Linked DNA regions of Homo sapiens: regions 1, 3, 4, 5, 6 and 7 are each linked to region 2. Evidence: chromatin loops called from intact Hi-C (ENCODE). Cell type or tissue: sigmoid colon. All regions are shown on one strand.

The links. Peaks named below come from ENCODE experiments on the same cell type or tissue, not always from the same donor. Only the 100,000 strongest peaks of a DNase experiment are listed, where the experiment ranks them.
Region 1: it touches region 2 in a loop (2.9-fold over the local background); 7 of 110 quality-filtered maps call a loop at or near these places.
Region 3: it touches region 2 in a loop (4-fold over the local background); 61 of 110 quality-filtered maps call a loop at or near these places.
Region 4: it touches region 2 in a loop (7-fold over the local background); 12 of 110 quality-filtered maps call a loop at or near these places.
Region 5: a loop joins it to region 2, with 11 times the contacts of the local background. A loop is called at or near these places in 55 of 110 quality-filtered maps.
Region 6: it touches region 2 in a loop (6-fold over the local background); 43 of 110 quality-filtered maps call a loop at or near these places.
Region 7: it touches region 2 in a loop (3-fold over the local background); 32 of 110 quality-filtered maps call a loop at or near these places.

Annotation. Positions count from the first base shown.
Region 1 is chr6:140,202,959-140,206,958 of GRCh38, forward strand. It overlaps MIR3668 (microRNA 3668), which reads left to right and starts at 2,294; the gene lies at 2,294-2,368. In sigmoid colon, no CTCF peak of the experiment used is centred here; no DNase peak of the experiment used is centred here.
Region 2 is chr6:139,367,790-139,371,789 of GRCh38, forward strand. No RefSeq gene overlaps it. Among named protein-coding and RNA genes, the nearest start is that of CITED2, 4.9 kb to the right of the region's middle. RefSeq lists an enhancer at 1,030-1,848. In sigmoid colon, CTCF peaks have their summits at 1,860 (motif pointing right) and 2,061; a DNase peak (open chromatin) is centred at 1,912; H3K4me3 peaks cover 2,229 bases; H3K27ac peaks cover 876 bases.
Region 3 is chr6:139,880,047-139,884,046 of GRCh38, forward strand. No RefSeq gene overlaps it. Among named protein-coding and RNA genes, the nearest start is that of LINC02941, 94 kb to the right of the region's middle. In sigmoid colon, a CTCF peak has its summit at 1,797 (motif pointing right); no DNase peak of the experiment used is centred here; H3K27ac peaks cover 422 bases.
Region 4 is chr6:139,855,866-139,859,865 of GRCh38, forward strand. FILNC1 (FOXO induced long non-coding RNA 1) reads left to right here. Exons shown (of 3, transcript NR_038399.2): 2 at 899-954; 3 at 3,420-4,000. Among named protein-coding and RNA genes, the nearest start is that of FILNC1, 87 kb to the left of the region's middle. In sigmoid colon, no CTCF peak of the experiment used is centred here; no DNase peak of the experiment used is centred here.
Region 5 is chr6:140,439,884-140,443,883 of GRCh38, forward strand. No RefSeq gene overlaps it. Among named protein-coding and RNA genes, the nearest start is that of MIR3668, 240 kb to the left of the region's middle. In sigmoid colon, a CTCF peak has its summit at 1,603 (motif pointing left); a DNase peak (open chromatin) is centred at 1,598.
Region 6 is chr6:139,980,840-139,984,839 of GRCh38, forward strand. All of the region lies in intron 1 of LINC02941 (long intergenic non-protein coding RNA 2941), which reads left to right. All of the region lies in intron 1 of LOC103352541 (a long non-coding RNA gene), which reads right to left. Among named protein-coding and RNA genes, the nearest start is that of LINC02941, 6.5 kb to the left of the region's middle. RefSeq lists a silencer at 1,873-2,167. In sigmoid colon, no CTCF peak of the experiment used is centred here; no DNase peak of the experiment used is centred here; H3K27ac peaks cover 552 bases.
Region 7 is chr6:140,072,755-140,076,754 of GRCh38, forward strand. All of the region lies in intron 1 of LINC02941 (long intergenic non-protein coding RNA 2941), which reads left to right. The region is part of intron 2 of LOC107986652 (a long non-coding RNA gene); the gene reads right to left. Among named protein-coding and RNA genes, the nearest start is that of LINC02941, 98 kb to the left of the region's middle. In sigmoid colon, no CTCF peak of the experiment used is centred here; no DNase peak of the experiment used is centred here.

The DNA.
Region 1 (4,000 bases), 840 kb after region 2:
TTACTGTGATAGAAAACCACTTTTGAGGTACAGGGCATTTGTCAAAAATATTGGTGGAAAACAGTTTCTCAGTACTCTGTCTTGAGGAGGTGCTGAGTGTTTTATAATAGGAGTATTTTCTACAGATTGAAGCAAATGATATCTGTCATAACACAGTGAGGGCCAAACTGAGAGTTGCTGAAAGGAAATGGCCTTTCCTTCCTCCTCAAGCTGTATTTAAAACTTCATATTCATTTTTAGTTTGGCTACAGTGGTGTGGAAATTTGCTTCTGACTGACCCATGAAATAAATAAATAAAAATTTACTTCTAGCTGGTTGGTAGGTGAATTCAAGATCACCAGTTAAAACAATAACAGCACTGGGAATCGAATAAGGCAGACTTCCTTGGCAAGCATCCTTAATGATTAAGTGTTGGATGAGTATTGATCTGGAAATTAAGTCCTAGACTCCTTTTAACGGAGAATGTTTAATCCATAAGAGCTATAACTTATTATAAGCAAAACATCACCTTACCTTTTGGCAGGTTTTGTAAAAAAGAAAGGTATAGTAGGCTTATGGTACTCTATAGTTTAGTTTTAAATAAAATGGATGTGATTAAATGTAAAAAAATTTGATTACTGACAGGAGACCAGAGTTAATTGAACTTAGCAGAGAGCAGAGTTTAGTTCTCCAGGCTACAATATTGACAGAAATTCTCAATGAATCATTAAAAAAACTCAAGTGGGGCTGGAGTATGTTTGAGCTGTTGCCAGGCTAACCTTGGAGACCCTTTGTTGTAAAGAATAGAATAGTCGTATCACATGGTAGTGCTGATAAGGTAAAGGAGAGGAGATATTCTTTATTACTGCTGTCAACCTCGTAGAGACAATTGGGAAACATGTTTTTGGTTACTGTGGGTATCTCTTGGGATAGTAGTGACAACTCTCACCATCCAGTTTATTAAATCCCAATAGGAATGTTTCCATCATCTCTTTGCAAAAAAATTGTTAGATGTAACATTTTCCAGAAGTACTGGAAAATTTATTTATGAGCCAAAAATAAGAGTGAAATTGACTAGAAGCAGAAAGTCCCTGTCCAAGCTAAGGAAATGCAAAAAGTAAACAAATGGTATAAATAGCAAAAGAATGTAAGTCTGTGGTTAGCAGTGACATCTGAATGTCCAGTTTAAAGTTTTGTGCTTTATTCCCAACCCTAGTTACAAAGTGAATGAAACTGACACAATATAAATATCTGAATCTTCTGATTCTTCTTTAATTAAATGAACATTCCCTTAATATGTGATTCTGAAATGTTTTGAGATTTCAATGTCAGAAATGATTGTCTGTGTCAAAAGCAACTCATTCTAATTGCTCCTTTTAAGTTCATGTTGCACATAATTGTATGTTCTCTTAACCTAGGCACCCCAAAGAGGCTTTTATTGTGAGTCATAGATTCTCCAATCCTGAATTATGTTGGTTGGTGCTATTAATTACCATTTGAAAAATCATTGATGGGGATGCTTAAGGAAACTTGTTTGATTTAGTTTTGTTTTTGGTCTTAAATCTTTAGGATATTCATTTTCAAATGCAAATGTTCATAACCTAACAGACATGAAATATTTTCAGGTTTCTTTCTACAACTTCTTTGAGTAGAGATTCTCCCAGGTACTGGTTACCTTGAATATTACTGAATAAAGATTTTTTTTAAAAAAGAAATGTTACTATCAATACCATGTAATTTACCTGTTAATCATGTAATATTTTGAAAGTACAGCAACTAACTATGATACTATAATACAGGCATTTTTGTTCTAACACTTTGGAAAAGAGATTAGCATTACGGATGATTTAGATTCATGTTTTGATAGTAAAGGTATCTGTTGAAATATATAGCAGTTCATTTATTTTACATCCTGTATTTAAAATTCTATGATTATATTGGCTCTAATTTTAAAATGTGTTACAAAACTTATAGTACATATCTTTAATTGCAAGCCCTTATTATTTTACAATACCTAATGAAAATGATCAGTTATGCTCATTTCTACACAAGGTGATATAATAAGACACAAAAATGAGTGAAACAGGTGTTAAATCTCTTTCCCTCACACTGGGGTCATCATCTGCTTTTTTGAAGTATATTTTGTACAAAGAAAAAGATATTGGAAGAGAGTCATTGGTAGTCTAAAATTTCTTGCCTGGCTGTATTTTGGAAAAATATTACACTAGTCCTTTCTCCTTTCCTTTCTGTATCTCTTCTATTTATAACTATTTTACAACTATTTAAAAATGTCTTAGAGTTTAACTGGCCTAAAATATATGAAATGTAGAGATTGATCAAAATAGTTTCTATCAAAATAGTTTTGATCAATCTCTGCAATTTTATATATGAGGAAACTGAAGTCTGAAAGTATTATGCCCTTTGTGTCTCTATTTTGAAAGGCAGTGACAAAATTAAGACATATGACCAGCATCTGCTGAACCATGGATCTTTTTTATAACTAACTATATTATTTCTTTTTTTTCCCCAGAAAAGATGATGGCAGGAAAAGCTTAGAATAATATATATGTTTTTTTCTATTCTATCTAATCAATCAATCAGTTTTGTTTCACTGTAACCCTAACCTTTGTCAATGTCATCAATAGCATCGCTTGTTCAGAAAACAAATGAACATTTTTGGAGTCAAAAAGTTAAACTCAAACTCCATCTTACTGATATGGAAGTGCTGGGAAGGGAGGAGCGTGGCTCCTTTAAATGATATGGAAGGGGTGAAGGAAAGTGCTAGGTAGAGGAAGGGCGTGGTCCCTGGCTGGGGCTCCACCCCCACGGACCTAGGTAAGGACAGGCACTCCTGCCTTCATGCCCAAATGTTGTATTTCCAAAGACCACCCTGGCCCACCATGCCCTCATCCTGTGTGTATAAAAACCAAGACCCTAGCAAGGCAGAGAAGAAGCAGCTGGACATTGAGAGGAGCACATCAGCAGAGGAACACACAGGCACAGGATGTTCAGAGGGATGCACCAGCACCCGCATGCTGGCAGGCTACTGACCAGCAGAACAACGTGGAGTTTGGCTGGGGTGGTTGGAGGAGAGCCCGGGAGAGCCCGCGCCTCTGAGTGGCACAACTCCAGGGGAAAACCATCTCCTTTCTGGCTCCCCCATGTGCAGAGAGCTACTTCCACTCAGTAAAACCTTGCACTCATTCTTCAAGCCCACATGTGAACCAATTCTTCCAGTACACCAAGGCAAGAAACCCTGGGATACAGAAAGCCCTCTGTCCTTGTGACAAGGTAGAGGGTCTAATTGAGCTGACATAAGTCGCCTATAGACCACAAACTAAAAGAGCACTCTGTAACACACCCCACTGGGGCTTCAGGAGCTGTAAACTTTCACCCCTAGACTCAGCCCTGGGGGCGGAGCCCCACAGCCTGCCCATCTGTATGCTCCCCTAGAGGTTTGAGGAGCGGGGCACTGAAGTAGCAAGCCACACCCGCATCGCATGCCTGGCGAGGGGACAAGGGAACTTTTCCTGTTTCGTTACTAGATGTATGACCTTTGAAATTTACTTACATGTTCACATTTTAAAATGGGAACTATAATGAATACCCACAGGTGAAATGAGTGATTTTAACCAGTCTCATTTTGCTTAGTCACATGATCCAGATATATCTGTTAGTCATTTAGTGATTTGTTGATTGATTATTCCTGTTTCTAAAAAAAAATCCCATTTGTATTTGATGAAAACTGAAAAGGCATCTTCATCTTCAGTTTTAGAAACTGCAATGGACTGAATGTTTTTCTCCAAAATTTATATGTTGAAATTCGAATCCCCAAGGTGATAATGATATTAGGATGGAGAGTCTTTGGGAGCCCTCATAAATGAGATTAGTGCCCTTATAAAAGAGACCACAGAGAGATCCCCGACCCCTTACCCCATATGAGGATACATGAAAAGATGGCCATGTTTGAATCAGGAAGCAGCCCCTCACCAGATACAAAATGTGCTGGTGTCTTGATCTT
Region 2 (4,000 bases):
GACAGGCAGAATTCTTTGGGCACTATTAACTTTTCAAAAGCCACTCGCCTATTTGCATATCTCCTGCAATGCGCACCACGCTAACCTTGCCTTGCTACAGGCTCCTCAGGAGACAGATTCCCCTGTCGGCTTTGTTCAGCAACCCAAAATGTAATCAAGTAACCACTCTACTGTAGAGGGAAGAAAGGGAGGGATTTCAGGGCTGAGCACAATGGTGATACCATGGGAAAATTCCAAGAATTCCGTGAACCACAGTCCTCACCCCTGGTTGTGCCCCTGCCTCACTAATCTTTCAGATTAGTTCAGCCTAATGAAAACTAATAACATATAAAGCAAGTAATAATATTCACCGTCCATCTTTCTTTCATGTGCTTTTTGCTCACTCTGCAAGTCCTGATTTAGCCAAGCTGAATTCTCAAAAAGCACCACTAACTGCCTCCTGGGGCTGCTTCATTTAGTGCTCCTCTAGGGGAAGGAAGTAACTGATAAGAATCCAGCCGCTAAAAAGTCATTATTTGTTCATAGACAGTATGGAAGAGGTCGGTCTGATAGTTTCTCTTTCCCAAGGATCATGGATTCAGTTCCTCAACACAACAGACTCTTACTTATCATAGCTTTTCTTTCATTGTGTATAAATATCAAAATATGATAGAAATTCACGCCAGCCGCTCTTAGAATATTTTCTCACTCTTTAGCATTACTGCATTACTTATGAGTTTAATTTCTTCCTGGGAAGGGAAGAAGTTCTTTATTTCAGATGTTTTAATATTTTTTTAAAATATAGGTAGGTCTCACTACAAGGCAAACTAAAATTATCAGCAGTATGTTATTTGATGGAAAATATTCTTATATTTCCTTTTCCAGTTTAAATTAAAAGTATGGCTACCAGGAAAAAAAAAGAATCATTTTTCTCCTTGCTGCATAAAAATAGGTCAAGTAATTTAAGCCAGTCCATTGCAATTAAAATTCTGACATTGCCATTGTTCCTTCTATTCTAGGGGGAGAAGACAAACAGAGCCCATGATAATAGGGGTTCACTGGCTGAGTCATTTGATGTGCTACCTATTGTTCTCTTCTGGAGGCTCAGCCTCAACCTGCCTGGGAGCGCTGATTTTGATGATAGTGGTGCAGTCCCAAAATGATAAATACCATCTCTGAAGCATGCATTTCTGAAGAGGTGTACTGCTGCTTTCATGCTAGCAAAACATTTCCACTGCAGAGGAAAAAATTGCCAATGGCATGGGTCTTAAATTCCTTGAATTCTAAATTTATTTATTTTTTGGAGACAATGTTATCTGCCCAGTTTATTTTAAAGTAAATTTTACTGACTCAATTAGACAGCAACACTCATCCTCATTAAAGATCCTGCAGTCCTTTCACAAGATTAGGGCTGGTGGCTTGGTCACATTCCAATGTGGATAATTGCATTCTGCATTCCTGGATATTTCCCTCCACCTTTCCAACCTCATACCGTCAAATGCATTGTTATTTACCCTTACTGCAAATCAACAGTCCTGTTGTGGAGGCGCTGAGGGTTTGCCATCCCCTCAGTTTGCAGGCTAAAGCATCAGCCCAAACCACTGCTCCTTACACTTTTAAAAGAAAACCCCTTAGGTAATGCATATTTTCAAATATGAGGCAAATCTCAATTATGCACACTTAATCATAGGTTAAGGTTTTTGGTAAGTAAAATATTCTTATTTTATAAAGGATGTTTATTTTGGAATCTTCTTTGATTTAAAAAATGTGTTGCTCGAATATGTGCTGTTTGCTCAAAGAAGAAAACAAAGTCTTCAGAAATGGCAACAAAACAAACAAAAAAGCGAAAAAGCTCTTGAGGAAACAGCTTTTCATTGACCTTCTAAATAAATTCCACAAGGGGGCGAAAACACCTAATGGTCCGGGGCTGCAAAGTTTTTATTGCAAAGCTGGCCACCCATAATAGATTAGTGGATTAATATTTTTCTCTAAAGGATCTGGCCTTTAATGTTGACATCAATTTATAGCCATCCCAGGCGTTTACAGTAGTAAAAGTCATGGAGACCATAAACTTCACAATAGATGTCAGCCTTCTGCTACTAGTGCTCTAGCCCAGCACCCCATAAACAGTGGTGATTAGGTAACTGTTCTTCAAAGACCCATCCATAGCTCTAACGTCTTTATCAGCTCCCGCAAAGATACTGTCACGAGGATTTTATCAGGCACAAGACAGAAGTATACGTTTTTATTAATGTGGACTTATTTTTCTGACATGTAGCTATGAGGTTGCACTGCAGCTTATCATTGATCTCTTCTTGAAAATCAAGCATGGAGTGTCTATTTTTGGGCAAAGCTTAAAGAACAGAAGCTCTCTTGTATCATATTAGAACTTTTTGACAAACAGCCAAGGTACAGAGGTCAAATTTCCCCATATGCTATAAGCAACTTAGTAGGAAGCAAGACCACAAAAGGTTTTGCAAATGTCTGCCAGTAGCCGGGTGATCTAGGTCACTGTACAGGTTTCATTAATCAGGTTGTTGAAACAAGGAGTTATTTTTCTCTGCTTAAGAGACCTGCAGATATCATGTAGAATCTGCTCAATTGTTGATCAAGAAAGAGTTTTTAATGAAACAGAGATCACTCAAGTGAACTGGGGTGCGGGAGCGTTTGTATTTGTACTGAAGACAAATTGTGCTTTTTAGCCCAGCTCCTCTGTTTGAGTCCTCTGTTCTGGTAGGGATGGGCTCAAGATCTAATAATAGTTCCTTGGGCTCTGCATCTCCACATACGTGTTCCGGCGTTTGAGCAGCAGGAGGAATTTAGTGACAGAGCAGGTGTTGTGGCTTATTCCCTGGCAGAATAAATGGTGAAGGGTGGTGGCAAGACAATTCTTTGGCTTCTTTATGCAAAAAAAAAAAAAAAAATGCATTTAATCACTTTCCTTTTTTCCTGGCACTAGTGAAAAAGGATTGGAGTTGCTGTATTAATATGTATGCAAACATATTTTTTCACTTAAGCCTCTGGAAAAAAAAAAGAGAGAGAGAGAAAGAAAAACTTACTGTGAAAATGCTTAGCCAGAAAGATTCATTGCTGATTGCAGATTTAGTATTGACATGTCTTAGCTGAAGAAAACTTCAGCTTTAACTATTAATGTGGAAATCTGGATCAGCTTTTAAAGTAGGGTAAAAAGAGTTTTGGATGATTCAGTATATTTATTTGAACATAATTTTAAAGAAGAAAGTGTCAATTATAGAGGTATATAAAAAACCCAGTGGAGTGTGTGCATTTTAATTTTACATGGCCTACCTTGGAAATAAAATTATAAAATGCAGGTGATCTGAATTATACTTAAAGCAGCCTTTATGCCCAACTTACTCTCTCATAACACTTCTAAATATCCGCTCCTCCTGATTTCTTATAAAATATGGAATTTAAGATGAGAATCGGAGTCTAAATGAAATGTTCTTTTAAAGCATTATTTATAAGATTTTCCTCAACCTACATTTTTTACTTCCCCTAGTAAGTTGCGTACAAAAGTCTGTATTTTTTCTTGAAGGTAGGTGTGTTGCTCTTATAAACATAAGATAAGCCATGAAAACATGAAAAACAAAATTCCTTCTCCTTCCACCTGGGATAATTTGAGATTTTCACAATATTACTTTTTCCTTTGCTTGATTATATAAGGCAAAACTTGATACCCACTTAGTTGTAGCTATGGTCTTCTTGATAAGACATCTATCCAGGTAAAATTAAAGTATAATTTTCAGGTGATTTGCATCCCATGCATGCAACAGGAAAACTCAGAATTCAGGAAAACAGGGCATGCTTAAGAGGGAACATCTTGTAAAGACTGTAATTTGACCTTTGAGTCAACCTGAGTACATTTTAAATATTATAGGACAAAAGCCTCAAAGTGGAATTCTGCCTCATCTTTCTCAGAACTATAAACCAGTCAGACACTGTTTCAGAGATTACGCTAGAAAATATGTACCTATCCTTGGCACTTTTGCTGAGAAATAAA
Region 3 (4,000 bases), 510 kb after region 2:
AGCATACTTTGAACCGGAAAACCAAACCAAACAAAAACAAACAGCCACGTGAGGTATGTGAGATGTCAGTTTCTCTTTGGAGAAATGTAAGATAGAAATCTGACTGTAAAGCTCTATCTTTGAATGAAGGTTTCTGCGACTTGCTTTTAGGGTCACACTGTCCCTTCCTTGGACTACTGGGAATCATAGCCCTAGCAAACTCAGTTTTCCCTGATCTGGTGATAAAGGACGCAAATTAAAATTGCATTAAGTTCTTTTTGATTCTCCAAAGTTACTTCAAAATAGTTTGTAAATAACAAAGCTATTTTTTAAAACACCCCCTTCAAACCAATTACAAACTATTTTGAATAGCTTGAATATTTGCTTCAAATGATGTTCAGGATGTTTTACAACACCTGGAGGACAGCGCTATACTTGAGAGTTGACTACCTTAAATTGGCTTTTTCAAGCAATTCTTTACGTGACTTGTCTGCTGTGCTTGCCCACACGTAGTAGCTTCTGAATTGTTGCTTTAACCACATTGACTGATTTAACAAAAGAGTTAAAACATCATTTAATTCTGTTGTATATTTCAGTTAATTCTGAGTTTTTCCAACTAAAACAGAATGGGTGGTTGAGTATTTTTCTTTTGCAGATTAGTGCCCAACCTTAAAATTTACAGAGATTCACTGGATTGACTTGGAAGACCACCAGTAATCTCAGAAGTGGCTAAATAACCGGGACAAAAGCATTTACCCAGAAGTGGCTAAATAACTGAGACAAAAGCATTTATGCCTTAGACATGTTTACAGGATGATGGGTCTATGCTGTTTTTTTTTTTTATTTCCTGCCCCCTTTCTAGGAAAATGCAAAAAGTGCTTTTCTTTACACCATTGGACAAATTACTTCAGGATAAATTGAATCCTGTTTACAGTCCAGTAGTTTTATGTAATCAGTTTTTTAAAACCTGAGTTTCAAACAGAAACGCCTCAATCATGTCAAAAACCTGAGTAGTTCTAAGAGTCCTCCTTCTTCTAAATGGTACAGCTGTAAAGAGCAGTGTGACTTTTGTGGGTCCAAGCTCGGGCTCTACTCTTTACTCAAATGTGGTCTTGAACAAGTCCCTAACACTCTCTCAATGTCAAGCCTTCATTGGGCATAATTATATTTACCTTGGTTTTTTGTTTGTTTGTTTTCTGAAAGTCAAATGGCACAATATGAATGTACTCTGTATATTTCAAATGTTAAAAACATTGAGTTGTGGTTTTAGTAATTCTTCTCTTCTTCATAAAGTGGTCAACACCATCACCAATGAGCAATCCTCTTTGTGAGCTTTATTGTATCGGCAATAAGCTGAATGATGGCAAAAGGAGGACAAAGAGGGCTGTCAAATGAGACAAAGGGAACAGTGAGGGCACGGGAAGAAAGACTGGCATATGGTGTGGAGGGGGAGGGGCAAGGCACGAAGATACCGGTCAGTGGAAGAAACACACACATGCACACACCATGCTTCTCCACAAGTAGCTTTTATGTGTTAAAAAAAAAAAAGTGGATAGTAGGGTTAAAATGTCTCTGATCTTTTTTGCCAAATCTTGCCCTATAAAACCAATTGTCAATTTCAAATTGACAGCTGCAGCCCTGACTGCTTAAACAAATGTAACCTCTGTCTCATTTTGCCAGTAAAAAGAAGTCTTTAAATGATATCTTTTAGATTTGTTCTTAGGCCTTTACATGTAACTATCTGTAAAAAAATCTGTAAATCCATCAAATGCAAGGTTTCAGGTGGTGCTCTGGCATGCTGGATGTGTAAGCAGTTCTGGAAATGCCCTCCAGGTGGCATTATCAATAAATTTTTCAGCCTCCAAGTATGGTCCTAGGTCTATTTGAGATTCTGGTTAAAATGCAGATTCCTGAGACCCACTTCAAACTGACCAAATCAATGCCAGTTTGGGTAGCACCTGGGCATCTGCATGCTGTATGAGATTAGTTTAGGGGATTGCTACTCACACGCCAGAGTGAAGATCCCTGATCTGGTCAACATAGGCACCAGCTACAGGGCCCTGGGACCAGATCAGCCTCAGCTGCAGCAGCACCAGGCTGCCTGGGAAGCCCAGCGCTCCTGGGTGGTTGGTAAAGAGTCTTTTCCCTGGAGGAAAGGTAAAGAGTTCTCAGCCCCTCATCTTCCTCAGTCCCTTCTGAATTAAAAGATTGGAGACACTCCATAGGCAGGTTCCTCTCTTGTTTCTTTGCCTTTTATTTATAATCTCGAACGTCACTCGAACCTTTCTGTGTCAGCTTGCTGTTTTAGTTTTGGTTATGATTGGTGAGTCACAGAAAACACAAGCCATTTTTATCTGCAACTAGGACTACTCTCTGTGCATTTGGGCTAAAGGAATCCCTTTTCACCATTTAGGAGGAATGCTGAAGAGAAAGAAAACTTGATATTTAGCGCAGGGGCTAGTGTCATGCATCAATATCTACATCAAAAGACCAGAGGCTTCGGGCCCTCCCCCGCTCACTGTCTGCAGCCTTCACAAGCCTCAGCCAAAGGAAATGGGAGGAAGTGTATTTTTCATAGGAATTAACTCTTGCAGCCAAACAGGCAAATCAGGTGGCTTTAGATTCTTTACCTCATAAATGGCTATGTTGTGCTTTCCTTGTCCAGACTGGCGTTCTGTTTTGTTATAACTTTGCAAATTCAATGAATAGCTTGTAGGTGGGAGGGAAAGAAAAAGCCCATGGAATCTTTATTGCTTTATTTTTAAAAAAAATCCATGGAGTAAGAGAAAGAATGTGACTGCATTTTTATTTATGGTCAATAAGCCCAGATGAATATGTGGTAAAAGTTGTGCAGACTGTCACAAAGCAAATCACCATGTCACAAGAAATATTATTAAATTCTATAATTTCCTTTTCTGAAAGTAGTTCCTCTGTATGGAGTTGGAGAAAGAAAATTACATTCAATATTCACCTTAACTGAAAAGCAGCTGAGTGTGGTGGCTGGTATCCTATAAATAGCAGATCTGTGACCTCATTCCTGTTCTCTCTCTGCCTAGCTGTTTCCAGTTGCAAGTAGAATAGAAAATTGTCAATCATCTGGGCATATAGGCCAGCTTATTTGGATAAATCTGACCCAGTCCTTGTTTTTCGTTAGTGATGCAGGTACTGTACCTCTATTTAAGCAAAAGCCTTCTATGCTCTGTGTTTGTTGCTTTTTGCCTGCACTGCCCAGGTAATTGCAGTTATGTGGAATTGGCCTAACGTGACCTTGGAAAACTGCTTAACCTTTTGGAGCCTCAGGTTATTCATCTGTAAAGTGAATATTGTAGCTGCCTCTTGCTCATTTCAATGGAATGCTTTGAGAATTGATTTGATAGTGTGCATAAAGCAAGTTGACCTCCTCAAAAAGGAATACAATGTATGATTTTATTTCTGGTCTCAAAGCTAGCAGGCCAGGCCTCTCCAGTACAACGTGGTCATTATCTGTGTTTTTGGACTGCCTGGAGAGGAAATTCACACCATTCAGGGCAAAACAATCCACTCCAGTTTCTAAATGGTGGGGATTGTCTATCTATGGAACACAAATTCAACAGATGGTTGCCAACCTTCCACTTGATTTTGTGGCCCTTTAAACTGTGTTCATTAAAACTTCAACTTGCAGACAACTTTATAGAGACTTGGAGGGATGTATGAATGACAGTTTTTGATATAAAGGATATAGCCCATATGAGACATGAATGTCTCTGATTCTCAGAAGACGTTGTTAAATTAACATGTAAAACAGCAAACAAATACTCTATCAGTAACTAAAAGTGCATGAATTGTTTCCCACATGTTTGTGAATATCCTGCTGATGTCAACACTTTGGAACTTCACTAACAAGTATGTTTTGAAGAATTTGAGTACGACCATGTTTCATGTTTAATTTCAAGTTCCTTTTTTTCAGAAGGCGGAACACAAACTCGAACCAAGGTTTTGGGGAAACAGAGACTGAATCTGTTTCTGTTTTTGTTTTATAAAC
Region 4 (4,000 bases), 490 kb after region 2:
AGGAGTTTTATTTTATACAGAGGCTTAACAGAAAGAGCTTAGACCTTGAATCACCAGTGAGGAGGCTGAACCATTAAAACAAAACACAGCAGAGAGAGCCTTCAGGAAAGGCAGTGTTAAGCACAAGGCAGATTGTCAAAAAATGCTGTAGGTGATTGCAAAAACCCTCTGCAAGGATGTTTTCAGTCAACACAAGTGGGTCGCTTAATTTTTCGAGTGAATGCCCTTAATGGGGGGACTTTAGCTGCAGTCTCACTAGCCAGAGCTGTCTCATTACAGGAGATGTGGTCCAGTCTGTGAAATGTTTATTTTGTAACTAACCCCTCTAGCAGTGGAGGGAACTGTTTACTATTCCTTCTTGTTCTCTAGTGTGTGTATGTGTGGTTTTTTTTTTCTCTTAATTAAAGAATCACTGTTGAACTTCAGAAACCTCTCCAGGAAGAAAAAAATAAAAAGAAGGAAAAAAGAGAGAGAGAGAAAGAACAGAGGGAAGAAAAAGAGAGAAAGAGAAGAGAAAATAGGGTTGAAAACTGTGTCTTTTGCTCATTCATTCTTAAGGATTATTTCCAGAAGAAGAATTGTAATATTCATTGACCTCCCCAGGAGTGTGTGTACATGAAAATGTGTGCGAATGTTTGTGTGCAGGCCCGAGTAGGAAACAGTGCTATGTAAACAGTGTCAATGTATCTATCCCACCAACTAACATTCAAAGTTTTCTTTGTTAATGATATTCTGAAGGAGAATAAAAGATGGAACCTGATTCTATCCCATACAAACAAAAATTACACAAGCCAGTAGGAAAATCTAAATTCTGAATTTGGTTGGATTTCATTTGAGCTTGCAAAATTATTAGGCAATGGCATACTGTTTGAAGGGAATGTTTGTCTTTTCATTCTAGCCAGCAGCAAATAATCCCAAAGGAGGTAAACATCTAAAAGAAAGGAATGAAAACAGGTAAGTCAGAGTAATCTGTGATCTTAGAACATAAGCCCAAGACACCTTTACAACACGTAATCATGCCTATTTCCATCTGCCCCAGAGCTACCAACATTTTAAAATATTGAAAGTAGATGGCTGATAAAAACATATTTTTAATATTACAGAGGGCTTAGAATGATGGGAATGTGAAATGCATTCAAAAATAAAGATTATGATTTAGAAAATACCCAGTTATTAGACATATGAAGAAGATTAGTGAAAGAAACATTTGAAATCTTTGCTTTATGTAGTAATTATGTTCCTGACAAGTCCTATCATAATTAAATGAGTGGCTTCTATTTAAAAGTGTGTTAGAAAGCCTTAAGATAGAAAATACTCTGTTCTTTTAGATTTGGAATTTAGAATTTGTAGTTTCACATATATTATGGGAAGCTTGGTAATGTGTCCTTACATTATTGGGATCATTGACTCAGTTCCAATGTAATAGAAACAGACTCAAATTTCCTTGCTCAGAGCTGCCTCATATGGCTGTGCAGGCCGAATAGAACTGAACTCTAGAGTCACCATTCACACAGACGACAGTGCAAAGTTTGACCCCTAGAACTACCTAATGCTTGAAATACAATAATCACAGTGAGAGGGTGCTCAAATGCCTCTTGGTTGAATACAGTGGTGTGAAATTCATATTGGTAGTAAATTCAGACTTACTTCCTAATATAATTTGAATAATTCAAAGAAAGTCTTCTACTAAACATTTTATGCCAGAAACCAAGAAATTGAGTAATCGCTTATTCCCAGAGATTCAGAGAATTTTCTAAATTTCTCTTTCTTCTCTTTTATCCTCTCCTTTAAATGAAAGTACTAATCTTGCAGTAAATTTGTTTAAAAAGCAAATAATCATTTTGAAATGCCAATAATGACGTCCCAAGGTTCTAATTTATCTTTTTAAAGAGGATTGCATTTCATATTTTGAATTGGTTTTTAACAAGGCTAACATTTTACTATATAATTCTTTATGCTTTAAAAGTATTTGACGTAAATTGTGTTATGTGATGTTATGACAACGCCGTGAAAGACGAAATGAGCATGATCATTCTATGTTACAGACAAGAAAGTTATTGCTCAGGAAAGTAAGAGGCTTATTCAAGGTCACCCAGAAAGTAAGGACAAAGCTAGGATGACAATTTGCTCTCCTCATTTCTATATTTGCTACTTTCAGGCTAATTATTTATGTTTTTACGTTAAATAATAAAATGTAATGTATATATTTATCTGACATATCTATGATTTTTTCTTTCTTTTTTTTTCTGTTTGTTAGTGTACTAGTGAAATTGGAAATATACCTATTAAATCCTGAAGATGAGGAAAATATATCCTGCTAAGTTGGAAAAAATTAAAAAATTAGTGAAAAAGATAAAAACGTTATGTACTGGAAAATTAATGAACTCACTCTCAGTGGTCCCAAGTTCATTTTTCTTATGCTAGAAAAGATTCTTTAGAATTATGCATATAAATTGTCAAATAAAATCGATAAATCCAGTAAATCTCCCTTCCCACACACACCATCAGTGGATAACAAAACTGGGTTGGTGATAACTTTTACTTGTTAACAGGTTGTTCCAATTATTGGGTAGAGACAGGTTTTGTAACTTCTGGAAATCTTAAAACGTCTTGTCTCTCAACTCAGTGATTGAAGTGTAGCAATATGGATTGAATCATTTTCTCATCTTTATTTCTGATATTGACTCCAATAAGTTAAAATTGCAAGTGTTGGTAATAAGCAATCTGGAGGATTAGCCAAAGTGCACTGTTTGCCTGTGTCAGAACCTGTTAGTCAGGCTCTGCAGGACTGACCTACATTGCTTCTTAATGCATCTCTTTGTAGAAAGGTAATTCTAATATTACCGTTGACCTACCTATTACTTAACCTCATTTATTAAATATCTTCCTTGTGCAGGATATTTTACCAGATAAAGAAATTAGGAGGACTAAGGGCATAGAGTAAAAAGAGAAAGAGATCTATTTTAGATGAACACTGAACTTTATATCACAGAAATAATCCACTAATATATGGTTCAATGTGCATTACTTGCTTTGAGAGCCATAAGTACCTCTAGTAAATAAATGCATTTATTGTACATTACAATGAAAAATTTGTTAAATAACAAATGAATGATTACTAAAAGCCTATTTTAAACATACATAAGAACAACTAATTTCATGAATGAAAGTGCATATTTGGTGGGCATATGTAATCTTACAACATTGGTTTCACTCAAGTTTTTAAGCATTTTTTATAGCATTTTTGTATATTATGGGACAGCATAAATTAAAAAAAAACCTATAAGTAACTGCCATCTATCTTAGAAAAAAGTAACAAAAATTACTTTTTTGCTTATGTGAAAGTGGTACATTTTAATTTTTATTATGCCAGTAATGAAGATTATATATTGACATATTGAATCCTGTTTTATCTCCAGGTTTTATTTATAAATGCCTCACTGTTGGAACCTGCATGAATGAAAGCTGAATCTCAAAGATCAGACACGTTGGACTTGGAATAATGTCCATGTTATGATTCCAATCTGTGCCTAAATCTGAACCACTCAGTTCTTCATGCTTGTTGGAATCCTCCTAAAATTGGAATTTCCTGGGAGATATCCAGTACTTTTTGGGCTGTAAACAGCAAAACAAACAGCCTTTCTTGTAATATGCTACGTCTAGTGCTAACTGAATTCAAGAAGTTTATGAGTGTGGGGAAAGTAACTTGATGTCTTTGCAAACTTACAAATTTGCTTCAGTTTAAATTTTGACCAAAAATTCATCTCAGGAATATGTTTTGGAATAATTCTTTGCTATTAGTTATAAATGTGACAAATATCGTTTAAACAATAAAATATTATTTTATACAACAAATTATGGCAACAAATTCCTTGTAGTGATAGATTTTTTAAAATCTTTAAATCATAGATAGGGATTTATTATGCTCCATGTCAATTATATGCATGTTTGTGTGTATATGTGTGTATATGTGTGTGTATATATATTTCACTTAATCTCT
Region 5 (4,000 bases), 1.1 Mb after region 2:
GTTCAAAGGTGACATGTCCTCTTCAATAAGTAGATTGTTATTTTGGTTCACGGTGGTGAGGTGGAGATGGGGCCAACATTAAAGAATCAACATCAGTTTCCTACATATTTTTAGGCAGGTTTTATTTTTCAATAATATGACACACTTCCATTTTTATTTATTACATATTTGTTTCTATGTATCCTGTAAAAATATAAACAAAAAGAAACCCAAAACTTGCACTCACTATTAAAGACAGGAGTCAGGCTTGAGTTCCTTTTTTTCTCCCTCCCTCTCTCCTTCTTTCTCCTCCCCCGCTCTTGCTCTCTCCTTTCTCTTTTTCTTTCATTTTTTTCTTGCTTTCTTTCATTTTAATACCCTTGTTCCCATTGCTAGTATTGTTAATAGAGTCTTATTTGCAATGACTCAACAGTTAAGTCTCTTTCTCCTCATTTCATTTTTTGCAGCAGTGGTTGTCAGGCCAGTGAAAATGAAATGCTGCAGTTGACAGTGTTTAATATTATTTGTTCCTATCACTGTTAACACTTCTATTATTATTGAAATGTTTAGATCAGCACTGTCAGTTCCAAAGGACCTGCTGACATACCAAGGAAAACTTTGATAAACAGCTCTGCTGTATTTCTCTATATTCTTCATAGTCCTCGTTTGAAAATCCTTTCTTGTTCCTTGGAGTAATTTATTTTGAAGAAAAAAAAAATCTTGGTTTGTTAAGAACTCATCAATTCCTGCTTCTTATTTTCCACTTGAAGTTTTAATCCTCTGTTTCTAACCTCACAATCGGTTGCTGTGGAGGTGATTAAGATGTCACAAATATAGGATTATTGTAATTCTGGGTAGAGAATAAGCCTGAGATGATTTTCTAAAGAACAAAGAGGTCATTTTCATGTAAATATATCAACTGCTTCAAAGTGAGGAAAGGGAATGAAACAGAAATATGAGATCTAATACTACCGGTTATAAAAGAAATGGATTAAAATTTCATATGAAAAATTAATAGCTCTGAAAAATTTATACATTATGATTTTTATGATTTTTTGAGTTCTGTGTTTCTTTGCACATGTGTGGGTCTGTAAGCTGAAAGCATGTGTGGGTCGGGATAGCCTCCTAAATACAAACATCTAATTGAATGTAATGTGTGACCTTGAACAAAGACCAATTTTTCCTTTGATTTGTAGAAACCAGTGTCATTTTATAATTATACTTCGTGCCTTCTGTTGCATTTGAAAGAATATTTCAGGACATCACAATTCCCCTGAAGTTGTGTATCCTGTATCAATTACATATTAGATTACAGACTTGATATTGCTTTTTCTAAGTAATTTAAATCTGGGAAGTTACTGAGTAAGTTGTAAATACCTTCTGAGAATCTTCCTCTTCTTCTTACTCTAAGTATAGTAGGAAGGTATTTCCCAGCCTAAGGCACAGAGTAGGCTTTTAGTTAATACTTGTCAAGTAACAACAGGGGACAGACTTCTCTGCTTCTGAAGAAAAATGATGCCTTGACAAACTTTTGAATGGTAAGAGTTACAGAGAACTTTTCCTCCCCCGCCTCCCAGGCCATGGCATTTTATCGCTCCACTGATGAGCATACAGCTCCATCTGGGGGCAGGGCCAGAATGGAACATTTTCTCATAGTCTTGGTCTCTTGGCCACATAGCTGTCATCTTTGTGCATCAGTCAGGCGCTCCCTTCGTCACTAGCACTGAACTGCTCATGGAAGAAAATTTAGTGCCTTGCGATTGGGACTAGCTCCAGCTACCGCATTTCAGGGCATTCCTTAGGATCACTGGGGGCATCATTATGATCAATTCCAAAGGATACTCTTGAGGAGCCCTAAAACCTTAGACTTAGTGATAATGTAATATTTTCCTGCTTCTCTCTTGTTTCTGGGGCATCTCTTTCCTCTGGTTTTCTTTCTAACTCTTGTCTTTCCTTGCCAGTCTAATTTGCACATCACTTAGTCAGCTGCTCCACAGATCGTCTGTATGTAACCCTTTTCTCTTGTCATTCTTCACCCTTCTTTATAAAACGATATCCACACTCATATCTTAAAATAACTTCTTTCCTCTGATGGCTACCACATCTGCACTTAAATCCTTTTCCTCTTGAGATTCACCCTGCAAGTATAATTGTGTCCTACTGAGTTTTGTTTGAGTATCTTGCAGGTAATATGCTCAAAGTTCTTCATCTTCCCAACTAAATCATATCTATCTTTTTCTAGTTTGGAGATGAAATGTTACCTTCCTTTTTTTGTGTGTGCCCTAATGTTAATTACCCCAATCCATCAACAGGTTCTGCCAATTCTGGTTGCTCAAGAAGTCTCCAATCTGTCCTTTATTTATGTATCCTCACTACAATAACCATAGTGATGTTCTTATATTTGGCTACCTGGACCACTGCAACAGCATTTTAATAACCACTTCCCAACATTTAATTCATCCTTTCAACTGCAGAGTTACTGTTCTAAATAAGCAAGTCATTTATGTCATCATTCTGCATTAAACACTTAAAATCTTCCCCATATCCATCAGGGTCAGTCTGATTGAGTGTTTAATGTTACAGAGGCAGACAGTCTGGCTTCAAGTGCTGGCTCTTCCACTTAGCAGTTGATGAATTTGGCCCATTTATTCAACCTCTCTGTGCCTCATCTTCCTTACCTGTAAAATGGTGTTAATATTGAACTTACAGGCTGCCCAAGGGAAAGACATGAATGACTTTCTATAAATGTGTAGTGCAATAACTGTTGGCCATAGTAAGTACTTAATAAATATTCATTATAGTCATCTCAATCATGATCCCCATCATTAGTATCGTCATCATAATCCTCATAGGTGCTATGGTCTAAATGCATTCCCAGCATTTATACATAGAAACTTAATTGCCACTCTGATCATATGTAAAGACGTGGGACATTTAGGAGGTAGTTGTCATGAGTGTGGATCCCTCATGAATGGGATTAGAAACCTTGTGATGCCTTATAAAAGAAGTTGAAGGGGCCGGGCTCAGTAGCACACCTGTAATCCTAGCACTTTGGGAGTCCGAGGCGGGTGGATCACCTGAGGTGAGGAGTTCGAGACCAGCCTGACCAACATGGAGAAACCCTGTCTCTACTAAAAATACAGAAGTAGGTCAGGCGCGGTGGCTCATGCCTGTAATCCCAGCACTTTGGGAGGCCAAGGCGGGTGGATCACCTGAGGTCAGGAGTTCAAGACCAGCCTGGCCAACATGGGGAAACCCCATCTCTACTAAAAATACAAAAATTAGCTAGGCGTGATGGTGGGCGCCTGTAATCCCAGCTACTCAGAAGGCTGAGGCAGGAGAATCGCTTGAAGCCAGGAAACAGAGGTTGCAGAGAGCCAAGATCGCGCCATTGCGCTCCAGCCTGGGTGACAGAGTGAGGCTCTGTCTCAAATAAATAAATAAATAAATAAATAAATAAATAAATAAATAAATAAAAATACAGAAGTAGCCAGGCATGGCAGTGCATGCCTGTAATCTCAGCTACTCTGGAGGTTGAGGCAGGAGAATCGCTTGAACCTGGGAGGCAGAGGTTGTGGTGAGCCAACATGGTGCCATTGCACTCCAGCCTGGGAAACAAGAGCAAAACTCCATCTCAAAAAAAAAAAAAAAAGAAGAAAAAAAGTTGAAGGAGGTGTTCTTTTGTGCTTTTCTTTTCCTTCTTGTGAGGACTCACCAAGAGATGCCATCTTGGCAGCAGAGAGCAGCTCTCACCAGACACAAAATCTGCTAGCACCTTGACCTTGGACTTCCCCTCTTCCAGAACTGTGAGAAAAGAAATTTCTGTGATTTATCAGTTTCCCAGTTTCAGGTATTTTGTTTTAGCAGTACAGACTGAAACAACAGAAAAAAAAGACAGTGACATTGCATTCAAGACTGTCCACATCTACTAGCTTTACAGTCTCCTCCATAAATAAACACTCCTAAAGCTTGCTTCTCCCTCTGGTCTAAGAAGGCATTTTGTTGTTCAAATGGGATGCAT
Region 6 (4,000 bases), 610 kb after region 2:
CAGGAGGCATAGGTTGCAGCTGAGATTGCATCACTGCATTCCAGCCTGGTTGACAGAAGTGAGACTCTGTCTCAAGAAAAACAAAAGACAGAGTGGGTTATTTGCAGCACAGTGTAATATCTGTACAAATATAACCAATGTCTTTATCTTTCATGTAGATACCTCTCCACAGGCTACCACGTGAATCTCCAGTCAGCTGGAGCAAAGCCATATAAGATAGGCCTAGTTCAGACAGTGTTCTAAAAAGAAAACTACCAACAAAAGGGGCTTGGAAAGGTTCCTCGGGATATCAAAAATCAAATTAGCTTATTCTACTGTAATTGCTTATTTAAAATGGCAGAATCCCCCCTAGAATTGGAAATGTTCATTAATTTATTCAGCAAATATTTACTGAGCACCTACTACATGCCAGGTGGTCACAAATTTAAAAGTAAGCAATATAGACAAAGCCTATGCCCTCTTCTAGCTAACAGAAAATAAATACTGGGTGAAAGAATAAAAGAGAATTATGTGCATGTTACACACTTGACAAGCATAAATGTATGTAACAGCTTTGGAATGTTCTCTGATGAAGTTCTGATATACCTTACCCATTTTTCTCCATTAAGCATGTGGTGAAGACACAGCCTGACTAGTAAGACTGTCTGTGTTCTGATATAATCTAGGTTTCTTTTCTTGTATTGACCAGAAGGTGTGAACATGTGTTGCATGAGTTGTGTATATTTGTGTGTGTGTGCATGTGTGTGTGTGAGAGAGCATGCACACTTTTGTGTCATGCTTCTCAAAATGTAGCACATGAACTGGAATTGAAGAAGAATTAGAGCTTTTGATTACTATTTGGATTATTTTCTTGGTCTTTACATATGCAACTGTTCAAGGCTTAATATAAGTTTGGTCTTTTTAGTATAATGTTGTGTAGGAGGCTTTGCTTCCTTATAATATGCTATGTGACATGAGGCTCATTTGCTTTCCCTATTATCCCAGGAAATGCTAGCATCTTTCTTGTGAGTATTCTGTGTCCTGGGTTTCCTACTGTGCTGCAGTGTAAAGAGAGTAGGGCAATGTAAACTTCTTTGAGAATCACTTCCTGACTGATTGGCGTCTAAGAAGAAACACGATCTGGAGCTTTGCACAGCACCAGGACTCTGCCTGTGAAACACTATTAAATCTGCTATTACCCTCCCTTCCGCCCTTCCCCCAGGACTCTAAGGTGACGTTCCCACTTAACTCTTTCATGCCCAATAGCACGTAGGGCACACTACCAATGTCTGCAATGAATCATATGTTTTCAGAATAATTATTTTGATCACTTATATCCTTTCTTATTAAAAATGTCTGTGCAGTTCTTAAAGAGGAAAGGGGTGAGGGAGGAAAGCTGCAATTTAGAGGAACTGTGTAGTTGTTTTTCTTTCTTTTATTTAATCGTCACATTTAATATTTCCTTATAAGTCACATTTTAAAGAAAACAAACCCAAGGCTCAGAGAGGTCAACTAATTTACACACATGGCATGGCTAAGAAGTGGCAGGGGCTGGATTAGAATCAAGGCATTTCTGACTCAGAGCCAGTGATTTTTCTACTACATACAGTAAGTTCCACCAAGTGGAAAATTAAGGTCTTAATAATACCAGCCAAGAAACACTGCATTAATTATAATGAATGTTTTATGCAGGGTAGTTTTTGGGTCTGAATCATGGCATTGTTGCCATACATTTTTTATTTTATTTATTTTTTTACTTTGTGTGGAGACATCAGGGTTTATTAACCACTGCATCCAAGACTGAAGATCAGATAGTTAAAAAAAAAAAGATGATATTTGAATGTGTAAATATTTGTTTTAGAATACACGGAGATAGTCTTTTTTTTTCTGTCTTTCACCTAACCTTTCTTCCACATTTTTTTTTTTATTGAGGCAACAAATTCCTTCCTCCTTAGATCCCTGCCCCACAACAACCCAGAGCCCAGAACATAAACAAAGACACATTTGGAAGCTCCTGCAGAGAGACCTATATCCAAGATCAGCAGATCCTGCAATTTGCTATTTCCTCCTCCCCCCTCTCCCCAGATGCAGGCTTATGTAAGTCTCCCTGAGGCATGTATGGTTTTAGGGAAAGGATTGAAAACTGTGCCTGGTGCTGTTAGTATTAGATGGCTGTAAATGAATAAATGGATAATAACAGTTAGGCAGCTCACTGACGGTATTCCAAGTATTAATAAATGAGTGCAATTGACACAGTTTGACACCAACACTTTGGAATTTATGACATGTAAAAAGGGAGAATATGAATCTGCCGCTTTCAACTTTTTAATATAATTGGGATGCCTGAAGCCATTTTACCATCTGTAAGCTTCCCGTATTAGCCCTGATTTACTCCTGAATGTCCACAAAGCCTGGGACTTCATATAAAAGTTTTGAAAAGAGTTTAGCATTGTAGCTTTTCTTTTAATATCTGAAACTTGTTATAGCATGTGCTGCTATTTCCAGGCAGTTTAGTGTCATTAAAGCAAACACCATATAAACCTGACTTCCTATTTTTAACATTGTAGAATTCTATATTAAGTGCCATGAACAAAGAAGCACATCAGATGAATACTTTTTCCTTTAAAATGAAAAACTCCCTTAACCAGGATGTTCAGAACCTTCCCAAAATGGACTTGTTTTCAGCTTGTTCATCTTTTCCACCTCCCTACTGCTTTTTAAAAGTTTCATGTCCATTTTTGGTGACAATTTATTATTTGAAGTCATCTTCCAAGGGCAGGAAATATCTTTGTAGAAAAGAGTCCGAAATTAACTTCATGTGCAAAACAAACGTATCACAGAACAGTAGAGACAGTTCCTAAGCAGATTGTGTTCTAAAAGTTTGCCTAAAAGAATGCTGTTTGGAGCCTGGAACATATTTTTCATGGAAACACTATAGATGGCTGTTAAGTTCTAAGGTCAGTGATTGAGGCCATGTGACCTGTGAAGTAATTGGATCGCAAAACTGCATTTTTAAAATACCACTTTGTGATAATTTAGGATATTATTTTGGTAACGTCACACATTATAACATGGAATCTAGAGCTACTGCATAGCATCATGAGCATGATAGTTTAACTAGGTTCCAGTCACACTGATCTCCTTGTTATTGCTCAACAAGGAGTGAGGACTGTGGTATGGGCATACAAATTGGGAGAGCATGTGTGTTTAATGATGACTGTAGTCTGTGCAAGGATCAAGTCAATATCAAGTCATGCAGCTTGGAGTACCTCCCCCTCCCACTTTTTTGATGTACATGTTTAAGTAAGAGTCTCAAAGTGTCAACATTTTTTGTTGGGTCTTTGTTGTGATTCATCACCATGTGATCCTGAGGCAGCGGATGTCTTGATAGGAAAATATTGATAGTGCACAGCTGGTACATTCCTTCCCCACTTTTACTTGAATTGCCCTGTGCTTCTCTAGGGTTCCCTGCACCCTCTTTTTCTCTCCCTCTCTTCCCACTTAGTGGTAGGGTCTAGGGCTGTAGAACACACCAGACAACTCATCTTGATTTAAGCAGACTACTTAGGGGGTTCTGATGGATACTGAAAGGCGACTCACTGGACTGGAACGTGTGCCTATAAAAGGTATCCTGGCCCCTATTGCTTCACCAACAATCAGCTAATTTGTTGTTGGCCTATTCCACCTTCTTCATTTTCCACTGTCATAAATTCTTTGGCTGCTGCGACTGAACATGCTGGAGAGCGACCTTTCTTCTCTTAGACATTCTTGTAAAGATGTAAGCCCGGTTCAGAGACTGCTTTGGTCCCACTTCATTACTTGTAGGTTCCTACAGTAAAAGACCATTCTTTCCTATATTTGCCATCTTCACCGTTTATACTCAAGATGGTGGTTAGAAGCCAGACAATAGATAATGAAAAGAATGATAAATCATTGAGTGGTTGAAAACTAACGCAAATATTTGATTACATTTCTAGCTGTAGCAAATCAGCAAATCTCAATTCCTGAGTAGGTGAAGTTT
Region 7 (4,000 bases), 700 kb after region 2:
GAAGAAAAATTGGACAAATATAATCAAAGTATGAAAAGCAATGAGAAAAATCAGCACAAATTTGAAATTTTGTATGAATAACTAGAGTTAACTTTTATTAAAAAAATAAGTATTTAAAAATATTTTCTTCAAGTTTAGTTTTTGTTGCCAAGGCTAAAAAAGGGGGAAATGACCTAAACTTACTACTTTGTGTGTTGAAGAATTTCCCAATTCAAGAGCAGAAAATAATCATGCAAAATTTCTATGATCTATAAAACAAGAAGCATCCTGGTTTTTGAAGGGTGTGATGGCAATTCCCTTCTCTTTATAAGAAAGAGATGTAAAGAAACCACTTGTAAAGGGTTTTTCTTAATAGGATGCATGTGACTTTGTTGAGACAGATGATCTTCTCATCAGTATGTGTTTGGAAACTGTCTATATGGTAGGGCTTTGCATATTTTATTACCTCCCCTTACTGCTTTGAAGTTATTATAGCATCTCTAAAATGTACAAAGAACTCATTTGAAGCTCATATACTTAAAAATCTACATATGTAATCTGAGTATGTAGTTATGAAGTCTTTATTATAGGAAAAGACATATTAGCTTTGTTATCATTGATTTTTCCTCTTCTATTTAAAAAATTTATGCTAAGTTCACAAAGCTGCTAAATGGTTAAAAAAATTGGCAGAACTTATTTGCAAGGAATTACACATAAATGAGAAGTTAATCTTTTGGAAAATTTTCTCAGGATTTCAATATAAAGAGCCAGTTTATGAGAATAATATAATACATTTCTGTTCACAAACACTGTTAAATGCAGGCTCTTATTGACTCACAACAATCCTGTGATGCTGCTACTGTCATCATCTTTGTTTAAAAATGAGGCAACAGAGACTCAGATACACAGTACTTAGGCTTCTGTTCTTTATCCTGTGTTGCGTAATCTCCACACTATACCATACTTTTTCCCTTTGCCTTGTTTGGCCATTTCCAAGACAGCCACGGATCTGCACATTTTCAAGGTAGAATGCCAATATCAGCTTCTTGATTTTACATAGTGTGATTTATTTTATTCAGACGTTTATTTGAAAGAAGTTGATTGGGATAAGTTATAGCCACTTTAGACACCGTTTATAACAATGTCTGGCACACAGTAGGGACTCAGATATTTATGGAATGAATGAGTAAACTATATAAGATATATGGGGACCCTTTTAAAGGGAGGATTCCATTTTTGACTGCACACAGAGGAAAAAGTCATTTGGAGGGCAGAGGAAACAATAATGGAAGTTTGAGTCATATGGCGCCTTGTTACCTGAAGTGTGATCTGTGGATCAGTAGGATCAGCATCACCTGGGAAATTGTTAGTTACGTGAATGATGGGCCCCATCCCAGACCTACTATATTAGACTGCCATTTCACAAGATGGTGTGGTATGATGTTTACCATTTTACCAGGTCACATAGTATCGGGATCACTGTACAGGGCAGTGGTTCTTAAACCTGAACACACATTAGAATTACTTGGGGAAGTAAAAATAAAATAAAATGACCAGTCCTCACTCTGCATCAATTAAATATAGTCTCTGGATAAAGGCACTAAGTATAATTTTTTTTTCTAAAACTCCACTAATGATTTTAGCATGCAGCCAAAATTGGGAATTACTGCTGTAATGTAAAGTCCTCAGTGGGTATCAGAACACCTCAGGCTGTTGCCGATAAGGCACTGGATTTAGTATAAGACGTTCCATCACAGTGGAACCCAGTTATCTGGTTTAGAATAAGATGAGGAGTCATTTGAAGTTCTCTAATGCCTATTACATTCCTGACACTGGGCAATTCAAAGAACATGGCCCTCTACCTATAGTCTTTCTAACTATGTTTATGGCTCTTCATCTATGTGGCTTCATAGTTGGTGCTTGTACTAAATGATTGTCAACCATTCAAAAAACTCCCTCCATACTGTGAAAAACTGTCTGGGTCCATGTTTTTCACTATACATCCATGCCTCTTTCAATTCTGACAGTGAGTCAAACCCAATTTTTCTTTTTTTTTTTTTTTGAGATGGGGTTCTTGCTCTGTTGCCCAGGCTGGAGTGCAGTGGCGTGATCTCAGCTCACTGACACCTCTGCCTCCAGGGTTCAAGCAATTCTCGTGCCTCAGCCTCCCGAGTAGCTGGGATTACAGGCATGTGCCACCATGCCCAGCTAATTTTTGTATTTTTAGTAGAGATGAGGTTTCACCATGTTGGCCAGGCTGGTCACAAACTCCTGACCTCAGGTGATCCACCCATCTCGGCCTCCCAAAGTGCTGGGATTACAGGCATGAGCCACAGCGCCCAGCCAGCCAATCGTTTTTTAAGATAAATTTTGGCTCCAGGAGGAAGAGCCTGAGTGTCTTCCCTGCAAAGGCTTTGACTCAACACCAGCTCAGATTCTGCTGCTGGAGACAGAATCTCACCTAGAGGTATGTCCTTGTTTTAGTGGATTGCCTTGGGTTTTTCCTCCTGACCTTTTGTCTGGAGTATAGCCTTATACAGAACAACAGTGGCAGATAAGAAAAATGGGAGTTTGAGGTTCCCATTAAGGACAATGGAAAGGTTCATTAATGGCAATGGAAAGGTTCATTAAGGGCAATGTGAAGAGAATTGCCTTGTTTTGGAGGCAGTGGGAGCCACTGAAATTTTTGCAATGAACCTATTGTCTGAGACACTGAAATGTTTTTTGAATGAATGAATGCATAAGAGATGATTTAGAGAGAGAGAGATACCTGGATTGGTTGGTTAAAGAAGAAGACGGCTATTAGCTTATTTCCTAAAAGGGAATCATTAATTAGATATGAAGGTGGAAAAGGACATAGAAAAGAAGGAATGATGGCAGACAAAGTGGCACCTAATTGAACTCAGTAGATATATTTTACATTAAAGTAGTGCTTCCCAAGCTTTAACATATGTAAGAATTATCAACAGAACTTGCAAACAGACTGATTCCTTGGCCCCTACCCCCAGAGATTCTGATTTAGAGGTCTGAGGCAAGCCCCAAGCATTTGTATTTTACTAAGCCAGCTCCCAAGATGATGCCGATGCTGCTGGTCTGAGGACCACACCTGTAATAACGTTGTATTTGGGCTTGGAAAGCTAGAATATTTTGTTTTCGATTTTGGTTCTTCCACTTACTGCCTGTGATATCTTAAGCAAATCTATTACCTTTTCCAAGTAATAGATTAATACTTAAAACACCATAATGTATCATTTGCTCAGGGATCTTGTTAAATTGCAGATTCTGATTCAGTTGGTCTGGGATGGAGGCTGAGCTTCTGTATTTCTGAAAGTCTCGCAGGTGACAGCCATGCTACTGGTTCATGAACTGGACTACTATTAGCAAGTACCTAGGCATTATTTCCCCATACTTCACATATTTATTACAATTAAATAAAAATATATAGATAGAAACAGTTTGAAAATTGTGGAGCAAAATGTAAATGTAAGGTGATAGTAGTGAATTGATGAAGACAGGAAATGGAAAAAGATGACTGAATTTTAAGCTGACTAGGGGAATTTTGGCACATACATAGAAATAAAGAAGTCAGGAAGGACATCTGGTTTAACAGAATGTGGATTTTGGGGGGAAAGTAGCAGGCAGTTGAAAACGTAAGACAGGAATAAGCTTGAGAAATAATTTAATCTTGAAATAAGAATTTTGGAGTTGTACACATATGATTGAAAGATATTTCTGTATATATGGGTATATAGAAAAAAAGAGAATAAGTAGAGAATCTGGGAAGAGATACCAGTTGGAAGATGTGAGAAGGAAGAGGTACTATTGGAAGATAGAGCATAGTTTAGCACCTTGTCATAGAGACATTACTTGTCTAACCCCAGGCTGTATCAACAGATTGTATATCCTCCTGATTGAGGATAACAGTCTATTGCATTTCCTAGGCATTCCCCCACTTAGAAATTATTGAAGCATCCCATTTGTGTATGATTTTTGTGGGCAGCGATTCCAAGAATGGTGGAAG